Linked DNA regions of Mus musculus: all the other regions are linked to region 3. Evidence: chromatin loops called from intact Hi-C (ENCODE). Cell type or tissue: heart. All regions are shown on one strand.

The links. A loop is a pair of places that touch in the nucleus more often than their neighbours do. Peaks named below come from ENCODE experiments on the same cell type or tissue, not always from the same donor. Only the 100,000 strongest peaks of a DNase experiment are listed, where the experiment ranks them.
Region 1: a loop joins it to region 3, with 2.6 times the contacts of the local background. A loop is called at or near these places in 5 of 42 quality-filtered maps.
Region 2: it touches region 3 in a loop (2.3-fold over the local background); 6 of 42 quality-filtered maps call a loop at or near these places.
Region 4: a loop joins it to region 3, with 6 times the contacts of the local background. A loop is called at or near these places in 24 of 42 quality-filtered maps.

What each region holds. Positions count from the first base shown.
Region 1 is chr14:101,556,794-101,561,793 of GRCm38, reverse strand. The region is part of intron 1 of Tbc1d4 (TBC1 domain family, member 4); the gene reads left to right. It also overlaps the pseudogene Gm34417. Among named protein-coding and RNA genes, the nearest start is that of Tbc1d4, 50 kb to the left of the region's middle. In heart, no CTCF peak of the experiment used is centred here; a DNase peak (open chromatin) is centred at 203; H3K27ac peaks cover 490 bases.
Region 2 is chr14:101,470,069-101,475,068 of GRCm38, reverse strand. All of the region lies in intron 10 of Tbc1d4 (TBC1 domain family, member 4), which reads left to right. Among named protein-coding and RNA genes, the nearest start is that of Tbc1d4, 140 kb to the left of the region's middle. In heart, no CTCF peak of the experiment used is centred here; no DNase peak of the experiment used is centred here.
Region 3 is chr14:101,607,156-101,612,155 of GRCm38, reverse strand. It overlaps Tbc1d4 (TBC1 domain family, member 4), which reads left to right and starts at 2,965. Exons shown (of 19, transcript NM_001081278.2): 1 at 2,965-4,193. The coding sequence starts at 3,696. In heart, CTCF peaks have their summits at 2,849 (motif pointing right) and 3,983; DNase peaks (open chromatin) are centred at 3,105, 3,255, 3,985, 4,135 and 1 weaker place; H3K4me3 peaks cover 2,351 bases; H3K27ac peaks cover 2,128 bases.
Region 4 is chr14:101,515,074-101,520,073 of GRCm38, reverse strand. The region is part of intron 1 of Tbc1d4 (TBC1 domain family, member 4); the gene reads left to right. Among named protein-coding and RNA genes, the nearest start is that of Tbc1d4, 92 kb to the left of the region's middle. In heart, CTCF peaks have their summits at 1,061 and 2,548; a DNase peak (open chromatin) is centred at 3,833; H3K4me3 peaks cover 637 bases; H3K27ac peaks cover 1,266 bases.

The DNA of each region.
Region 1 (5,000 bases), 50 kb after region 3:
TAGGTAGTCTCCACATCTGATTCTTGAAGAAGGAGTTTAGTAAGTTGTCACAAAACTCACTTGTCAGTCTGGCATCCCATTTACTGTCTCTGGGACAGCTCCAGAAATAGCCTGGTTTAAGCTTGCGGTGCGGTCCATTTGCTGGGAATCCCTCAGGAGTGGAGTCTGAGTCACGCTCGTTATCAGCAAGGGTATTCTCGGTTCTGGGTGGATCAGTCTGGGAGGGTGAGAGCATGAACAAGTGCACTGGGAATGGAATATGCCTCACTCACAGGGAGGGTCAGGCAGGGAGACAATGAGGAGCCCTAATTACATACAAAAAAGCCTTCAGGGAGCGACTGTCCAGACCTATACAAATGAAGTAGGAAGTACAAGACTGGACGATTCAAAACAGAGACAGCCATCTGCACAGATAATAACCATTTGGTTAGTGCGACTTCCCATCTGTCCCTCAGTGAGCCTGGAGCGCTAAGCTGGCCGAAAGCAAAGGCACCAAAGACAACAGAGAAGCCCATCGGCGCCCCTTCCCTGTGATGCCAGCATCCTGTTCTGCCCTATAAACAGCTCCAGTGACCCTCTGGTCATATTTGAGAAAAAGGGACATCAAAAAAGAAGACATCTTTTGGAGTATACACTTGGAAGAGTGAAGGATGGGCGTGGGCTGTTTGAATGGCTTATTTAATTTAGTATTCGGAGAAAGACCTTTTGTTGAATTCTTCAAAGAATCGGAACAACATTAAGGTTTTTGTTTTGTTTTGTTTTGTTTTTTTCCAGACAGAGTAGAAACTTGTCAGCGTCTAAAGCTCTGTGTTTGTTTCTTGTTGAGAAAGTGTCTAATTGTCACTTCTTGTTGACAGAGTGAAACCAATAATTTTTCATCACAGAGTGAGTCTCTGAAGAGACGCAGCTGTAGCTCCAGGGGAGCTGTGGAGACTCAGCTGACAAACATGTCAAACTTTCTTTTTCTCAGTCTTCACTTTCGTCTTCGCAGTGAATGACACAGGCGTTGTTTGTCCTGTTTGACCTCCTTGTTGGGAAGTTTAGGGTGAAGTATGTCTCTCTAATCTTGCTTACAGATGGACTCTGTGGAGTTTCCTTCCTCCAGTTGGCTGTTTTGGGGGTTCATTATCATGTAGATTGTGGCATTCATCGGAAGATCTGTTTATTCGAGTCCTTCAGGAATCTTCTGCACTCCAGGAGTTTTACAGTTTTTCATTTGTTTGTTTTAAATTTCTCTCCATAGTGTTGTAATGGCTTCTTGGGAGAAGATCTTATGAGCATTCTCTATTTTTAATCAACTTTCCTATAGTTTTCCTTTATTAATTTCCCCCAACCTTCTTCAATGTCTTTTGTCTTTCTTCTCCATCCCAACCCCTGGCTGGGATTCAAAAGCACTAGTTCTACATGAATTAAAAAACAAACAAGCAAATAAAGAAACAAAAAAACATTTTGGCATTGTTTAGAAGATGTCTCTTGTTTTGTTTGGTTAAACAGCCTGCGTGGTCTTGCTCAACAGTGGCAGTTCTCACAGGCTTTCTTTTGGTAGAAGAACTGTTTAGGCGTTTCTAGCCAGCAGAGTCGTTCATGTGCAGCTGGAGGTACCCGGTTCTTCAGGCTTTGAAACCTTGGTGTTGTCTGTGGAGCAGAAGATCCAGGAAGCTTTGGGTCAACCAGAACCTCTGTTTTGTAAATAAACTCAAGAAGCTCTTTTCTGTATCAGGACTTTGAGCCGAGCATATTAGCCGTGCCTTGGAGGTACACACTTTATGATTACAAAGTTAGGATAATTTTCAGTGATGGAATAAAGAAGGAGAGGTTGGCTTTGCCTTCACTGATACTTTTCTTACTGTTTAAGTGAAAGTAGATTCTTCTCCCACACCATACAGACCAACCACAGCTCTCCCTCCTTCTACTCCTCTGAGCTTCCCACCCTCTTCCTCACTCCTCCTCCTCTTTTTCCTCTTCAGAGAAGAACAGGCCCCCTCAAGAGACAGCAACCAAACTGCACAAAGGAAGAGACACTAACCCAAGGCACTTGCCCTCATATCAAGGCTGGGCAAGGCAACTCAATAGGAGGAAAAGACTCAGAGATAGACCTGCTCATGTTATTAGGCGTTTCACAAAAACACTGAACTAACAGCCACAGCATAGACACAGAGGACCTGGTGCAGATCTTTGCATGCTCTATGCTTTTTGTTTCAGTTTCTGTGAACCCATGTGAGCCCTGCTTACTTGATTCAAAGGCCTTCGTTTTCCTTCTGACTCCTACAGTCTTTCCTCCCCCTCTTCCATGGTATTCCCTAATCTCTGAGGGGAGAGACCATCCTCTGAGGGGCATCTCAGACGCTCCTCTGAGGGGGAGATCTCCAATTTGAGCCTGCTAATTTCCATACTAACTTATTTGTAGAGTCAGATAAGATTTTTATGACCTAATTAGTGTTCCTTGGTGTGTTACCTAATAGAGGAAATCATCAAGCATATTCATATCATGTATATGAATTATTAATGATGGCAAAAGGTTAATGTTATTTTTGCTTTTCACACTTGACCCCCTCTTTGTGCAGGGAGGTATCCTAGCTTCTCTTGGTTCTGCTTTGCTTTTTCTGTGGTTTTCTTTATGTATGGGTATGGGATAACAATTTAACCTTTACTGGGTCTGTGTTAAAATTGGTGTGCTTCTATTTGACAGACTGCACCATTTCTAATTGAAGGAAGAAAGTCAACGTTACGGTTGATACTTTTGGATTGGATTTCTAAAGCACTTCATGCTATGCCACGTGACTGTCATAGTTGTTGGCTAAGCAGAGGTCAGAGTCTTGATACCGATTTTATATATATGAGAATCAACAGTTAGGCAGAATGCTGATGACCACACAGCACCTTTACTGACAAGACTGAGCTAGAGCCAGGATACAGTTCTGATCTTTGTTCCCGTAGGCTGTGTTCCCTCTTAAGCAGGAGACCACTGCCTTCATAGAAGGCTGGAGTGGAAAAGCATTTCCTTAAGTGTCGACAATCCTAAGCTTTGGTAACCTGGCTTATCGTCACAGGGCGGTGTCACCATTTTTACACTGGAGTTTCAGAAGGCAGAGTTGGTGGTTCTCTAGTCTTCTGCAGTAGCTGCAGGGTTAGGAAAATGTGCCCTTCTGATGGGTCATTTGTCCCTACCCTGTCTGTCTCAGCTCCTGGCCTAATGAAAACAGAGCTTGGGACAGCATGGTTAAAGGATTGGTTTGGCATCTGCTTCTGCACTGTGGCTTTACAGTGCATTCTCCCTCTTAAGAAGAGCTGCCTTAGAACCCTTGTCCTGGGCACCAGTTCAGGCACTTACTAATTCCTTTACGGGACATTTTCTGTCTTCCTGGTAGTTCCCTTAATCAGTTCAATATTTCCACTTAGTTTTGTTTTTCGTATATATGTATGTATGTATGTATGTATGTATGTATGCATGCATGCATGTATTTGAGAGTGTAGTATATGTGTATGATATATGAGCACTTGCGGTGTGCATATCAGTACACAGAGAGGATGAAGGAAGATGGTGGGTGCCATGTTCTACATTCTGTCTAATTTCCTCAATCAAGCTCTTTCCCTGAGGCTATCAGCCAACGAGCTGGCCTTAGCCATCTTCTGGGGCTACTGGTATCACTGGACCAGGCCTGGTCTTTTAAAAATTCTTTTCTCATATGTTATGTAAAGACTACAGTTTCCTCTCCCTCCACTTCCCCCAGTCTCTTCCATCTCCCTCAGATTCACTTTTCCCCCATTTCCCTTCAGAATAGAGTAGGCCTCCCAGGGATATCTACTGAACATGACATAACAAATTACAGTAAGACTAAGCACAAACCATTGTAGCAAAGCTGGGTGAGACAACTCAGTAGGAGAAAAAGGGTCCCGAGAGCGGGCAAAATAGTCAGAGACACCCGCACTCACATTGTTAGGAGTCCCGCAAGAACACCAAAATACACCACCATAGCATATATGCAGAGGATCATGCGGGCTCTGTGGTGGTTGTTTCAGTCTCTGAGCCCTTAAGAGCCCAGCTTAGTTGATTCTGTGGACTGTGTTCTCCAGTGTCCTTGATCCCTCTGGTTCCTGCAATCCCTTTTCTCCCGCTTCCTTGCCATTCCCGGAGCTCCACCTAATGTTTGACTGTGGGTCTCTGCCTCTGCTCTCACCAGTTACTTCGTGAAGCATCTTTGACGATAGTTAGTCTGGGAACTGAACTATGAGTATAACAGAATATCAGTAGGAGTCATTTTATTGACTTTTTGTTTGGTCCAGTCACTTTTGGTTCTATCTTAGGTCTGTGGGCTATCCAGCCTCTGGTTCCTGGCTGTTCATATACCTGACCTTTTAGTTACTGTACACACTTATTCTTTATTAATTAAAAAAAAAGAAGCACTCAGAATAAAGGGGTTTCATTATGGAATCTTCATACACGGTTTGTTTTTCTTTTCTTTAAAAAATAAAAACTACCTTTATAATGATATTTATTATTTTAAAAATTGAGCTTATTCAATTGCCAGCTCCTGTTTTTGATTTGACAATCAGGTCATCGTTTTCAGTGATCAAATAATTTCCCCTCTGGATGTGCCAACCAGTTCAACATTTTAGGTTGCTCAAAATATATAAATGCATGGTGATAATCTGTGTGTGAGGCCTGCCTCAGCAGTCCACTAACGTTCTTCGTATGCCTTTGAACACGTATACACATGTTCGTATGTGCGCATGTGTTCATATGTATGTACATGCATCTGTATGTACTTGCAAGTGGTGGTCAGAGATCAGCCTCCGCTGCCATTTCTCAGGAGCTGTCCGTCTTATTTTTTTGGTCTCTCACTGGCTGGAACTTTTCAAATAGGCAAGGCTAGCTGGCTGGCCAGGCCCAGGGACGCTGTCTTTGGCTCATGAGTGCTGTGAGTGCTGAGGTAATAAAGGCCACGATCACAGCAGCCTTTAAGATCTGTATTCTGGGGAGCAAATGTTCAGGCTGTTTG
Region 2 (5,000 bases), 140 kb after region 3:
GGTGTGCTGTTTGCCAAGTGCCATTTTGCTCCGGTGATACATTGATAATGCTACTAAAAAACAAAAAACAAACAAACAAAAAAGTGGCCGGTTAATTTCAGAGTGAAACCCGTGTGTTTGTGTGCTTGTTCTAACCTGCTTCTAATGCTCGGAGTTCAATTCCCATTAATCTTATTAAGAAAAAATAATTAGAGCGTGTATTTAACAAAGCTTTTTGAATTAAGTGTTTGATCTATGAAATGCCCTTCTTAGCCACCATCCCAGAATCTAAACCTTGTGTGGTTGGAAACAAGACCTGGTGTCATTATGTAGTAAGAAAGCTTTCCACAGTCTTGCTTCTGTTCTTTTTACGTCTCTGGGTATATTTTTGGCACCACAAGGGCACTGACTAAAGCAGCCATGCTAACAGTATGGGTGCAATATCTCTTTATTTGTGAGTACTTGGGGTATCTCTAAGGCATTACTTTGATTTTTTTCAATGTCCAGGTTGACATGTTTGAGTCTCATTGTATGCCGTGCGGTAGGCTCAGGAGAAGTCAGTAGGTTCCCACAGATCATGAGATCTGAACCCTGTAGCTTTTCTTCCTGTGTTTGCCCTAGAACATTTACATAACCCTCCCTGAATACCCTTTTTAGAAACAATGGACTTTGGAGAAGAGCCTCTTTCTAAGTTGAGATTATTATATTGGTTCTGTAACTGCTAAGTGGATTATTGTCAGTTTATGGGACATGATAGGATTCCTCTAAGGGGTTACTGTTGGCTTAACAATCCCAATTTCCTTACTATTTTTGTGTCTAGATGAACTCATTCCTTTTTTACTACTGTGTAGCATTCTGCTTATTTTAGCATAGTTTATCTGCTTTCCTGTTGATGGATGTGTGGGCTGTTTCCAGTTGTTTCATGGCTGGCAATCCTTGTAGTCAAGCAGAGAGTTGGGTATTGTCAGCCAGCATGTGTGCCACTGATACCTTCTTGACTAGTCTTTTGTTTTCTTTTCTTGTAGGTGTAAGGACATCTGAAAGTCAGTGTATAAGTAGATAGGCCTCATTAAATGTGTAGATTGGCTACATCCTAGATTTATTTCTGAGTGTCCTTTGTCCATTTGTGCCCCACTCATTCATGTTGGGTTACCAGGATGAAGAACGTGAAATTTCCGTTTGCATTAATACAATGTGTTCAAACAGAACCTCTGGTGACAGAAGGCCAATAGAATAAAGAACTTTCATGGGGGAATATTGTGAGAAAAGTTTCTAAATAAGCTTGCATGCAATAGTCTACTATAGATGCTGTGAGTTTAAAGAACCAAAAGTTCCCACCATCAAGGCATTGTTAACCCTGTCCTCTCACAGGAATACATCATTCAGTAAGTCCATTCAAAGGGTTCAACATAGTTGAGGTAAGCATATAGGGAGAGCCCTATCTTCCTTCCTTAAGTAGGGAACAGCCTTTTCCCAAAATGACAGCAAAAGTTATTAAGAAGCTGAAGGGTCAGCAGAGACTGGATGTGAATCCTAGGCTATTTCCGAGGTTGTCGTTAATACAGAGAGGATACTTCTGTTGTTCAAAGTAGGTTGTTTATTTGCCTTCCGGGATTCATGCTTGTTTGTGGTTTATTTTTGATGCTTATTCCCCATCGCGCCCCCCCATTACTCATGCTAATGAGAGGGTACTGAAGTCAGAAGGTGGGTATATACACATGAGTCTGAGGTTGGCAAAATCCACTGTTTAGTCGCTATGGCATTTTCAGTGTTGCCGATGAGTGAGTAAAGTCCTCAACATACAGAACATTGCATAAGTACTTTTCGATGTTTTTTCCAATTGTGATAGATTCTAAAAATTAGAGAATAGGTACCCTCCACACCCAACTCTTTTAATTTCATCGTACAGAGTCAGCGGGTCTGAAGTATAGTTTAGGTAAAACAAAAACCCAAAACCATTTTCACCGGGATAGCACGCCAACTCTTAAGTCCACAGCTCAGTGGGTCACCAAAGAGAGAACACCATCATGTCGACACTCACCTGTTCACAAGTGGAAGTGAACCAGAAGTCTGGTGTCTCATTTCTTAGACCATTGCTACCTTCTGACCTTACAGAGCAGAGCTGAGTTTTGCTGCTTTGAAATGCTCACATGGGATGAGGGCACATCCTTTATTTTTGTATCTGCCTTCTTTTGGCATTGCTTTGTGACATCCATTCTTGGCTGTAGGTGGCTGCAGTGCATTTAGTCCTGTGGCTATGCAGTCTTCTGTCTAATATATCATCTGTCCATGCTCTTGTGCATGGACAAGAAGGGGTTGTAGGATTTTGCTGTTGTGACAGTTATTGTATATATTTTCAGTTGTCCATGCACATGTATCATTAATGGATGTCTTCAGAATAGCAGTATTGGACAAAATGTATGTTCTTAGGTATATTCAACTAACAAGTTGCTCGGACATAAATATACTACTTACAATCTTGACGAGAATATATATTTCTGTTGTTTTGAATTAACATCAAATTTATAGAAAATTACAAAATATTACAGGATTTCCTTTAATCCTTTATATTGACTAATTAATAATTTTGCTGCATTTGCTGTATACGTTTATAAAACTCTCTCCTTGCACAAATGTAGATTATTCAGTCTAGTCTATGTGTGAGTAGAGTGTACCACATCCTTTGTTCTTAACACATTAGGACGGATGTCTTTCCCAAGAATGATGACATCTAAGAGAATGGCTTTAATTCAGTAGCTTCTGAACTCTACATCTCTCATTATTACTTTTTATAGAGAGAACATCATGTACATACAATTATGATGATACCTCCAACTATTCATAATGATGAGGGAAGGAGGTATATAATGTTATCAGCTATAATTTTCCTGTCACTTGGGTACCTACTATCTTATTAGTTGCATAAATGAATCTCTAAATATTCCTAACCGAATCGGGAATAGGACATAGCTGGATATAGGCTAATGACAGTGTTACTTTTTAGAACAGGACCACTGTTCTGAATTATTAATTCATGCGAGGGTCCTGAGAAAAAAGGACTCAAGGTCTTTTGAATGTCACAGTTTGTTAGCTGATTGATTCATTTGCACAGATTTGAAATTGCAGCAGCAAAGGAATACATGCATTTTTATGATTAATACCTTAGTTCAAGTTAATTTTTGAAAGGTTAATATTGTTTTTCTTGGTAGCTGAGTCATGTCTGTGCCTGATGATGCATGTTTTTATAGTGGATATTCACTAAATACTGCATTTCCATTCCAGCAACAGAGTTTTCTGTGTTGGTGAGGAGTTACTTTACAAGTTTTAAGGTCATGCTTAAAAATTATTTATATTGAAGTTTGTTGGTCAAAGTAAATGATTATTTTACATGGCGATACTCATTGATTCAATTCTATAATTTTTAATGAGAAAGAAAATTATTGGTGATAAACTGTTTATGGGATAGTTTTTATTTTATAATTCACTTGTATTCATTGATCGATCTGATTATTTACTAGGGTTCACTGTAGAATTAATTTGCCTGTGATGTATTGATGACTTATGGAATGTCTTTTTAAATCCTGGTTTGGGGCATTTATCTTTCTGTGCTAATATCATTCCTGTTTTCCTGTTGCTAGACAGGACACTGCTTCAGAGTCAAGGTGATTAACACGCCAAACATTTTCCTTTAATAACTTTTCCTATTTCCCTGTGGTTAGCCGCATCAGTTAAGGATACAGTTTTGGTTGTCTTCTGAATGCATGCTGTCATTCTGCACACTCTGAGGGCTGTGGAAACAGAAATGCGCCCTGTGGTGTGATCAGAGATCACAGAGAGCCATGTACAATGTCATTGCTAGCTAAAGTCCTGTTTCTACTCTATTCTGCATTGAAATTCTTTTAAAGCCCAGGTCTCCAAGAAAATTCCAATTGAAATTTAAAGTTACAACGGTGGATTAGCTGGTAGATAGGGATTTATATGCATATGAGGAGGGTTTGTTTGTTTTTTCCTGATCCCAGGAAGATAGAGAAATGAGCATCCTGAGGAAGCCTGCCAAAGAGGAGCATCTGGAGAAGAGATGCAGCCTGCCCCTCCTCACCCTAATCCTCTCATATTGGTGGTTCCTGCGAGGCATTGCTGATACCTTGCCGATGTCCCATTGGTCACAGTCAGGAAAGCACCAAGTTCCTGGCTATGGACAGGAAGGATGGTGGTAATACCGTTTCCTGGAGGGTCTCACTTTCTCTGAAAAACATCCAGAATGGTGTCTTTCCCATTGTCACTATAAGCATCCGCTCTCTGCCTGCTCTACTTTCCCTATTCTGCCTGTGTCACCAGTCTCCTGAGAGCACATGCCACCTCCCTGTCAAAATCTAACACGTTGACTTCTTTGTACTTGCAACAAAAGTTTTAAAGATTGCTCTACAATAGGCCATGCATGAAGAGAAACATCTTCAGAGACTCATTTGGCCACAGTGCTAAGATAAAAAAAGAGACTCTTCTGAGAGTTATAATTGATGGCCCTTCTTTTTTGGGGGGGGGCTGGTATTGTAGGATGACCACTTAAAGGCCATTTCTCCCATTTCAGAAGCCCAACAGAGGAACAAGTTCAGTGGAAGAGCAGTTGCCCAACATGTACAAGGCTCTGAGTTTAGCTTCTAGCACTGAAATGAAAAAGGAAAAAGAAGTTGTGAGTTTAATATAAGTGTTTTGCCTCGTGTCTTCTGGGTTTGAATGTCATCTAGCCTAGTTTTATTTTACATGGTATTAGGCTGATTCTGGGAAAGGTTATATATATTTACTAGGTATGGTTTTATTTATCTTACATTGCAGGATTATGAGCAAACATAGAACCAACTGAGAGATATTTTAAACCCAATGTACAAAACACTTTTTCACTCTCTGCACTCAGGAAGTGGAATCTAGAGTGTAAAACTCTCCATTCTTCTTTTCTTTTTCCCTGTGCTTTGTTCCACTGTCTTACCTCTCACATTTGGTCACACTCAAGATACTGTAGTGAT
Region 3 (5,000 bases):
GGGAATACACACTGCTATTGTGCCTGGCTTTATGTGGCTTCTGAGAATTTCATCTCAGGTCCTCATGCTTTCTTTGAAAATGCTCTCCTCAGTGTGCCATCTCACCATTCTAATTTTACTCCGTCATACTAATTCAAGGCCTTCTGTTACACATGTGATATTTTTTATTTAAGGATTTGAATGCACCTTACAACTAACACGTTGTAATATTGGCAATGTTGGTAATATTGGTACAGTTTTATTTGGGGTAGTACAGGATCATTTAAGCTGTATATGAAGTTCATTTCTGGGTATTGTTGGTCCAGATTTCTCCAAGATTCCTCAGAAGAGAGAACTCTACCGGGTCTTTAGAAATGTTGTCTCTGCACATATTCTTTCAGTCTTCATTTGGAATAGCTGGGGTTGAGAGTAGAAGGACTGGAGGTTTCCGGTGGAGGTCTGTGTCAGCACATAGTAAACACGGTACACCTGCATATGCGGTGTAATAAGTCCTCTATGTTGTAGTGGCATATTGTGATGGTTTGTGTATGCTTGGCCCAGGGAGTGGCACTATTAGGAGGTGTGGCCTTGTTGGAGTTGGTGTGTCACTGTGGGCATTGGCTTAAGTCACTCATCCTAGCTGCCTGGAAGCCAGTCTTCTTCTAGCTGCACCAGGGCAATCCACAACAAACAAGAATAGAACTCTCAGCTCCTTCAGCCCCATGCCTGCCTGGATGCTGCCATGTTCCCACCTTGATGATAATGGACTGAACTTCTGAACCTGTAAGCCAGTCTCAATTAAATGTTGTCCTTATAAGAGTTGCTTTGGTCATGGTTTCTGTTCACAGCAGTAAAATCCTAAGACATATACTACTTTCAAAATCCAATTGATGATTACAAAATTGAATGTTTTTATATGTGAATGATTCTGTAAGTTCTGGGGGCAAAACAGTAATTGTAAGAATCTAACAGTTTACCACATAGTTCATGTAACTACTAGGTCGACTCCATCAGTATTTATAAAATAGGTTATGATAAGTATATACTAGTGAATGTGTATTTTATTTGACAGGCTAGGACAGGTTAATAAGGAAACTAATATTTAATATACCCACAATCCCAGTGGTTTAGTAGGATAAGAGTTTATCATTTATGTGTGAGGCGTCTCTCTTGCCCCTGGCGTTTTCCAGGACAGCTGTCCTCAGAGCGATGGCTCAGCATTCCGTTCTTCTCTGATCACGAGGCTCCTCCATCTGAATGTGTTGTTTTCACCATGGCCACCGGAGAGCAAGAGTGGGACAAGTGTGCAGTCTTCTGCTTCCAGTTAAATGCTTGTCCTTCAGACATGACCCGAGTCACTTCTGTTCACACATCGTTGTCATGTCACGTGGCCATGCTCAACTTAAAGAGGGCAGAGACAGCCATCTTCCCAGATAGTAGTACGATTTATAAATGAAAGGTAAACATCTCTGAAATAAAGAGTGACCGGTACAACCACAGTTAGCTTGCCTTTCCTGCCAATCACCAAAAGTTTATTCTCTCTGGCTTGAGTTAATTATGCCAGTAGGAACTGGTCCAGTGGGGCTCCAAACACAGTCCTAGTCCGCACACTGATTGACTTGGAGGGACCACTAAGGCTTCTCTAACTGAGCCATGGCTTTTTTTCTTTTCCTTCTCTTTCACAAGTGTCAGAGGTGCGACTTAGGGAAATGAGATCTGTGCACGAAGTCTGCTGTAATCTTAGACAATTTCTATCTCTGTTCTCAGAGTGTTTAATTCCTCCTTGAAGACTTGAGTTGTATTTTCCACAGAGATTTTTTTTTCATGTTAAAGTAAACGACTTCAACCAATTGATAACATCTTCATCCTGGAACATAGATGGTTCTTAAAAAGAGGCTAGCTATGTGGTGGTCCCAGAAGTGTAGCATATTTGACCCTATTGACTTTGTCTGAACAGGAAGCAAAATGACCCTAGAGAAAATCACAAGACCACTAAATACAAAACAAAACCCTGGAGTTTTCATTTTTTCTTCTAAGCACCTGGAAAAAAGTAAGTCTAAAGTTTCCTCCTGCTGGGCAGTGGTGGCACATGCCTGTAATCCCAGCACTCGGGAGGCAGAGGCAGGTGGATCTGAGTTCGAAGCCAGCCTGGTCTACATAGTGAGTTCCAGGACAGCCAAGACTGCACAGAGAAACCCTGTCTCGAAAAACAAAATAAAACAAAAACCCCTAAAGTTTCCTCCTTTATTTTGGTTTTTCTCCTGCTCATTCCTTATCATCCAGCAAAGGTATAACGAAGGTATGAGAGTTCACCGAGGATGGTGGTACATTCCTATAATCCCAGGTCTTGGAAAACTGAGGCAGGAGGATAGAGTGTACCAAGTCAACCTGTACTATCTAGGAAGGAGACTTTGACTTAAAAATACTAACACTAAACACACAGCAGCACCAATAACAAAACCCATTTAAAATGCTAGAATGGAAAAGGAATTATATTTTACTGTTTTGTTTTAAAATTACAATAATCAAATTATCCCTAATTTTTTTGAAATATGTATTCTCATATGTAAAAGGGAAGAATTTTGCACTAGCTCTGAAATGGGCATGGGTAAAGAAGTTTAACTTCTGTGTATTTTAAGAAGTTAGCTGCACTAAGAAATGGGAAGATTCATATCAAGCAATGTTGAAATTTAAAGTGAATATTGGAATGTATTTTATCATAGAATTGTGATCAAATCCTGATGAGTCCTTGAGATTAAGAAAAAGGATGCAGAACATAGTAATATTCAGGCTTTAGACAGAATAAAACTAAGCAAATATTGCTCAAAAACAAAATCCCAGCGCCCCACTGCGAATGGCCCCTCTCCAGGGGGCAGTAGAGTCTCCAGGAGGAGAGAGGCCAGCCTGCTCCGGGAAGTGCCCTCGCCAAGCTGGGTACGACTGCCCCCCGAGGCGAGATGAGGGGCGGAGGCCGGAGGAGGAGGCAGGGAGGCGACCTCAGCTTCTTGGCAAAGCTCTGCGCCCGTAGACTAGAGGCGGAGTAGCAGCCGGCTTTAAAGTAGCAGCCTGGGAGGAAGGAAGGAAGGAGCGAGCGAGGGAGGGACGGGAACCCTGGAGGAGGAGCAGCGAGCTGGGCTGCAGAATCGGCGGGTGCAGGAGCTGCCTGCTCGAGGCCACGTTTGTTTTTGTTATTTTCCATTGGACTAGTTCTCCAGGACTGAGCGGGCCGCAAGCGGGCACCCCCGACCTTCCAGGTGACAGCCGGTCACCCTGCTAGGAGTCAGCTCCGCCCCAGTCGCCCCTTCCCGCCCACAGCTCCACTCTCCGCCCAGCCTTCCCGTGCCAGCGCTGGGTGAGCGCGCCGGCCGCAGCGGGCTGCAGGAGCAGGAGCCCGAGCAGGATCGAGAGACCGCGGCTGCCCTGGTCCCGGACCCCAAGGACGGACCGGCGGCTGGAGAACAGACCTGCCCTGGGGCGCGATCTCCAGGAAGGAGGATGCGCGCGTGAGCCTGGGTCTCCCGCTAGTCCACTGAGCTGCAGCCAAAGGCTCGGAGCCGCGCCCGGGGAAGTGTCGCATGGGGCAGGGCCGCTGAAGCACGGACTTTAAGAACTGGTGGCACCAAGGCAGGCGCGGGGGCCTGGGGCGACAGTTAGCAGTTTCCTCGGCTCCTGCACAGTGAGAGTTGGGGGCGCGGTGCCCTCGCTAGGCGCGAGTTATGGAGTCGCCTAGCTGCATTCAGGATGAGCCTTTCCCGCACCCCCTGGAGCCTGAGCCGAGTGCCCCAGCACAGCCAGGTGCCACCAAGCCTGGCGACAAGCGCTTCCGGCTATGGTACGTGGGAGGGTCTTGCTTGGATCGCAGGACCACGCTACCCATGCTCCCTTGGCTCATGGCCGAGATCCGTCGGCGCAGCCAGAAGCCCGATGCGGGCGGCTGCGGGGCGCCCGCAGCCCGGGAGGTGATCCTGGTGCTCAGCGCCCCCTTTCTGCGTTGTGTCCCTGCGCCGGGTGCCGGGGTCGGCGGGGGCGCAGGCTCCGGGGCTGTGCAGCCCAACACCGGGGTGTTCATCTTCGAGCACAAGGCTCAGCACATCTCGCGCTTCATCCACAACAGTCACGACCTCACCTACTTTGCCTATTTGATCAAGGCGCAGCCCGACGACCCCGAGTCACAGATGGCCTGCCACGTTTTCCGCGCCACGGATCCTAACCAGGTAAGTTGTGGGTGCCAGGGGGCGGGACTGGGGCCACCCGGACTGGCAAGGCAGGGGCCTCTCTTTTAAGAACTGTCTTGGATCTGGCTGCTGGCTTGCGCTCCACGTGGCGCGCTCCGGTGCTCCCCTCGTTCTGTTTTTGGGATATGGGAATGGGAGAGAAAGCGATTCGTTGCTGCTCTGGTCTTGGGGACCGGCTGGCTGCCCAGAGCGGGAGGAAGGGAAGTAGACTCAGAGTGGTCTTGGGACCTGGGAGGAGTTGGCAAGTCTGCAGAGGACTCAAGGAAAAGCGCGGATCCCAGGAGGATCCTGGTGACTGGTGATGGATGGCTTGCCTGGCTTTCGCCTGTGTGCGTGTGTGAAAGTGTGTGTTTCTTGGAAGCGCTTGGAGAGCACGGGGCACCGGTTCTCAGGCTCGGTAGTATTGCATTTATACTTGTTTGGCTGGCGCGTCACTGTCACCAAAGTACCTATAAGTATCTGGGCCTGGGGGTGTGTGATTTCAGAGGCCAGTCTAAGGAAGTTAGAAATGTCAGAATGTCAGGTAAGTATGATTCTGCAAATATGGAGTCGGAAGACCTTTCTATTATTTTTTGCACCCACTGAGACAATAACTGCATATTTGAGTAACTTAAAAATCAGTGTGATAGAGGAGTTTCAAATGTCATTTTAAAGCATTATACTCTTCTAGCTTAGTGTCCAGTATTTCTCCAGAGCTTTCTAACTCGAAGTGTTCTGTTACTAAATAGAACCTTGAGTTCCTTAATGAGCACGTGCAAATATAACAGCAGTTCTCAACCTGGGGCT
Region 4 (5,000 bases), 92 kb after region 3:
CCACTGTGGTAATGTTAGGGTACATCTAAAGCAGACCTGGTGGGACTGAATGAAACCTGTCCAAACCTGTCACCAGAGTGGCTTCTTGTGCGCCTTTGTGGGGGTAGATTTGGATTGGAGACGGTACAAGAATCGACAGCACCAAGTTTGATCTACATTGTAGTGGATGCTATTTAGACGTTACAGTCGTGTCTACCACAGCTAAATCCCTCACGGATATTTTTCAGAGTTGTTCACACATAGACATAGAAACCCTCGCTTGCTTTGAGTTTGGTTTCGGGTGTGAAGTCTCTCAGAGCATATTCATCTTCAATAAACATCTCTTCTTTGAGAAGGCTGATGAAATTGAATTTTGCCCACAGGATCACAGCGTGCACACTCATTATTAGTGACCATTGAACAGATTTTATTCATTTCTTCTATCTTAAATCATGTTGGTTGCAATGCTAACACCAAAACACTAGCTTCATTAAACCTAGTACCAGAGATATTAAGAAGATGTTCAGGTATTCTTTACCCCCCCCCCCCATGTGTGTGTGTGTGTGTATGTGACTGTGTGTGTGTGTTCAGGTGTGGATGCTAGGATAGCCTACCTAGCATTCACCACACGCCTTTCTCTCTGTGTGTGTGTGTGTGTGTGTGTGCATGCTTGAATGTGTGTGGATGTCACGATAACCTAGCTGGCTAATGAGCCCCTGGCACCTGCCTGTCTCAGTCTCACCACTGCTGAAATTACAGGCAGGCACCTCCATCCCTGGCATTTGACTGACTTCTGGGGACCTGAACTTGGGCTCTCTTGCAAACACCACTCACTGAGCCATTTCCCCAAGGCTTCTATATTCTTACAAATATGATAGTGTTACAAGTCAGTTTAAATTTCTGAGGAGAAACTGAAGGACTTAGAAATCCATAGCCAAATGTGTGGTATTTATACAGTTCCATAAGTAGAAATATCTACTTGAGGTCTTTGATTACACTGCTACAGAACATATTAGGAGTTCTGCTGAATGGGAGAAGCAACCTGCCAAGAGAGCACAAGGTAGGCTGGGGCCTCTTGTGGCTGGGAGGTGCACTCTTTCAGGTGTCTCTCAAAGCAGTTTCAGAGATCACAGAGGTAGAGGCTTATTGCTTGCGACAGTGTGTATTGCATTTATTAATTTGATGCCAGATCTGTAAAGCACATATAAGCATGTTATTTCTGGAAAAGCCCTTTACGGTACCAAGCTGGTTTGTTGTTTTCTACCACCAAAGGTGACAGGAGGAATCATGTCCTTTGAGCCTCCTAATGGTTAGATTCTCTTCAGTGGAGTGGGAAGAGGAGGTGGCTTTGTGCTTTCTAATGAACACTGAGGAACCCCTCCACTCTGCTGCTATGAGAGCCGACTCTATGTTTTCTGGTTAGAGCTTCCCTGGGTGATTGATGTTGACTGTGCTCCCAGATCTGAACGTGTACTGACAGCCCCAAAGGCAACCTCGCTGGAAGCCATCGCACTATTCATTTTTAACATACTGGCGATAACAGTATCAGTCACACTTCACCTCGACCCCTGTTTTTCAGAGGAGTGAAGTTCTACTGTAAGGGTCAAGGACAGGGTCATACCGAGCTCCAGTCTTAATTGGGACCGTGGAGAACGCAGCAGTCTTCTCTGACCCACGGAATGTGCCCTCGTGGGTCAGAGAGTCATCTGGCTGCTCGTGGCTGCCCTCCCTGCCCGCCTATTTTTGGAGACAAGGCAATTGTGTGTTTTCACGTTATCTTTCAGTGATATGGAGTTAGGATCGTTTTTTTGTTTGTTTGTTTGTTTTTGTTTCTGTTTTTTGTTTTTCGTCTTGGAAGAAGAGGAGCCCGTGCACCTTTATAGATTAAAGATATTGTATGCAAGCAACTGAAATCTCTGGAGAAGAGGGCTTTACAATGTGAAAGATCTGTTGTGCTGTTATGAATGTCTGAAGCAATGTGGCACGCCAGGACAGAAATAGGTTTCTGAGAAATGTGTGGTGTGTTTGTTTCCTGATACCATTACAACTCTATCTACTGATCTCAGCGAACTTGGGGTGTCCAGATTCTCTCTGGCTCAGCACTTGCCCCCTGGCCCCCATTCCGTTGCACAATCACGGCTTGCCTAAAGCCTCCACTCCTCTTGAGTTCAGACATTTTATGAGTTGAAATTTATTAACTGTCCCCTCCGTCGCTTTGTTTAGAAGGCTCTATATTTTCATATACCCTGATAAAATGCCAAGACATATTTTCTTACTATGTTTATTATGCTCTCTGTGAACATATTTAACAGGTTCAAGTCTATTAAATCCTGACTTTACGATAATTTTTTTATTCAAAGTAACCTTTCTTTTTATTAACTTGCTAATTGGTTTGGCACACTTGTTTAATTATTCAAATTTACAATGATTTGCTTCTAAGTGGTTGATTTTATATCTAAAACGGTCTAAAATAAGAGCAGTGGTAATGACATTTTACAAACTATTTTTTTCAGTATTATTCTTTTGCAGTTGTATTACGGTAGTCCAGGTGAAAACACTCCCCCTCGTGGTCATTACAGTAAATGCGGGCACTAAGCATTAAGTACATTTTCTGATCAATAGAATCAACTAATAGATTGGTTCACTGTGTTTTGTATTGGTTGCAGGGACTTGCAGCATTCAGAACCATGAATTTCACAATGCCATGATAGATAATAGTAATTCACAGTGTTTCATAGTCCTGTACGCTGTGTTGCTACAGTTAGAAAACAGATGGACTTTTCTGAGTGCATAAGAAGTTTCACTCTCATGAGTCAATGACTTTGCCTTTTGAAAATTGTATCTATATCAGAAAAGAAATAAAAAATTATTTTTCATAAGCGACACAAGTAAGATGCAAAATGTTCTCTCTTACCGTGTAAGTATACACAGACTTACTGCAAAATGCATTTGTGATGTTAATCTTCACTGTTCTCCCAACTGGATTTGGAGTTACCTAGCAGACACACCCCTGGGCCTGTCTGTGGGCGTGTCTCCAAGAGATTTAACTGAGGAGCGAAGGCCTGCTCTGAATATGGGTGGTACCTTCCCAGGGGCTGCAATTCCAGAACAAAGGAGAAAGCAAGCAGAGGAAAATTCGGCTTGTTTTTTCTTGTTTCTTGCTGACTTCAGGTACAATGGGGCTAGCTACCTCCTGCTTCTTCCTTCCCTGATTGACTACATCCCTTCAAACTATGAGCTAAAATAAACTCTTCCTTAAGTTGTATAAGTAGATAATTTGTCATGGCAACAAGAAAGGGAACCAATACAATACGTCTTAGAATAGCTCCCTGTAGGCTTAGGGTTTTTTAAATCCCACTTTTAAGAAGGGTTTTAAAACACTTCAATCTCCCGCCCTCCAAATACCATGTGAGTCTGCCTCAGCAAAATGCAGTGTGAGTCTTGTTCAGCAAAAGACCATGTGAGTCTGCATCGCATTACAACCAGAAACTTCCACTTTAGTCCCCAGCCACAGCCTATGCTGGGAGCGTAGTTTATTTCTATGCCTTCATGTAGGTGCCGACTCCAGCTTTCTATTTGCCAATGACCAGATCTTACCCAAGATATTTAAGCTCTCTAGTAAAACCTTCCATTAACTTGTAATTGCTTCCGTGACATCTCAGAAAGAGTGACCTTAAGATATCAAGACAAGTTTGCCTTGCAAGTTGGCCTGTAATCACTTTGAATTAAATTCAATGTCTCACCTTCAGTGCCGTGCTGAATCTTCCTCCCTGTCCTCAGCTCTGCTCATGAGCTGCCTTGTGATTTACAGAGGAGCTTGCGGGAGTGGAAGGAGGAAGTCTGCTACCCACAGCGCCATGCCTGCCCACAGCGCCACGCCTGCCCACAGCGCCATGCCTGCCCACAGCGCCATGCCTGCCCACAGCAGCACTTTGCAGCCCCTGCCTCACTCGCTGAACTATTCCCACCTCCGTTGTGTTGTCTCTTCCCTTTTGCCCACGTACAGACATTGTTCCTGCGGCTTTCTTCATCAGAAGCCATCATTTGAATACTTTTATTTGTAACGTTTTCCTTAGGTTTATTTTATTGTTTTGTGTGTGTGTGTGTGTGTGTGTGTGTGTGTGTATATTATTAGTGTTTGGCCAGCATGTTTGTCTCTGCACCAAGTGTGTGCCCGATGCATGGCGAGCTTCAGGTCCCTTGGAACTGGAGTTACAGATGGTTGTGAGCTGCGATACAAGTGCTGGGAATGGAAGTTGTGTCCTCTGGAAGAGCAGCAAGCAACAGCTGAGCCAAGTCCTCAGAGCCAGTCTGTCCCTGTTGCTTCAGGCTTTGTTCCTGAATTTGTCTACCCTAGTATGGCTTTTGCCTGCTGCCTACACAATGTGTGTATGTGTGTGTGTGTGTGTGTGTGTGTGTGTGTGTGTGTGTGTGTGTGAGAGAGATGAAAACCACCAATGACCCCAAGCATATTGGTTATTCCGCTTTTTCTGGCCTCAGGGTCTTCTCTGATGCTTCTATTCCTGGTTCTTGATGCAGTTCCCTTTGTTCACATGTCTTCAGTCTTCCTCACTTGGATTGGTATGCACTTGGAGTCATGGGAGGGGGCTGGGCTGGGGAATTTTCTGTCTGTTTCTCTCTGATACGTGTGCAACACCTTTTTCCTTTTAAACTGTGTCACAGAGTAGAGGTCAGGGGACAGCCGTGGGCATCAGTTCTCTTGTTCACTGCAGAGTATGTCAGGCTAGCTGGCCTTGGAGTATTGGGGCAGCTTATCTCCACTTCCCATCTCATGGGGTCTTAGGATGACGTATGTGTACTCCCCTGGATGACTTGGCTTCTGGGGTTCTAAATTTAAGCTCTCATTCTTACACAGCAAGCCCCCTACCCACTGAGCCATCTCTCCAGCCCCTGTACAAAGTCTCTTGATGAAAACCATCTAATCTTACAGCTTTAAAGGCCATCTGTAGGATAACAGTGTCATGTTTTCTATGCCAGCCATCCTCTCTCTTCTGAGGGAT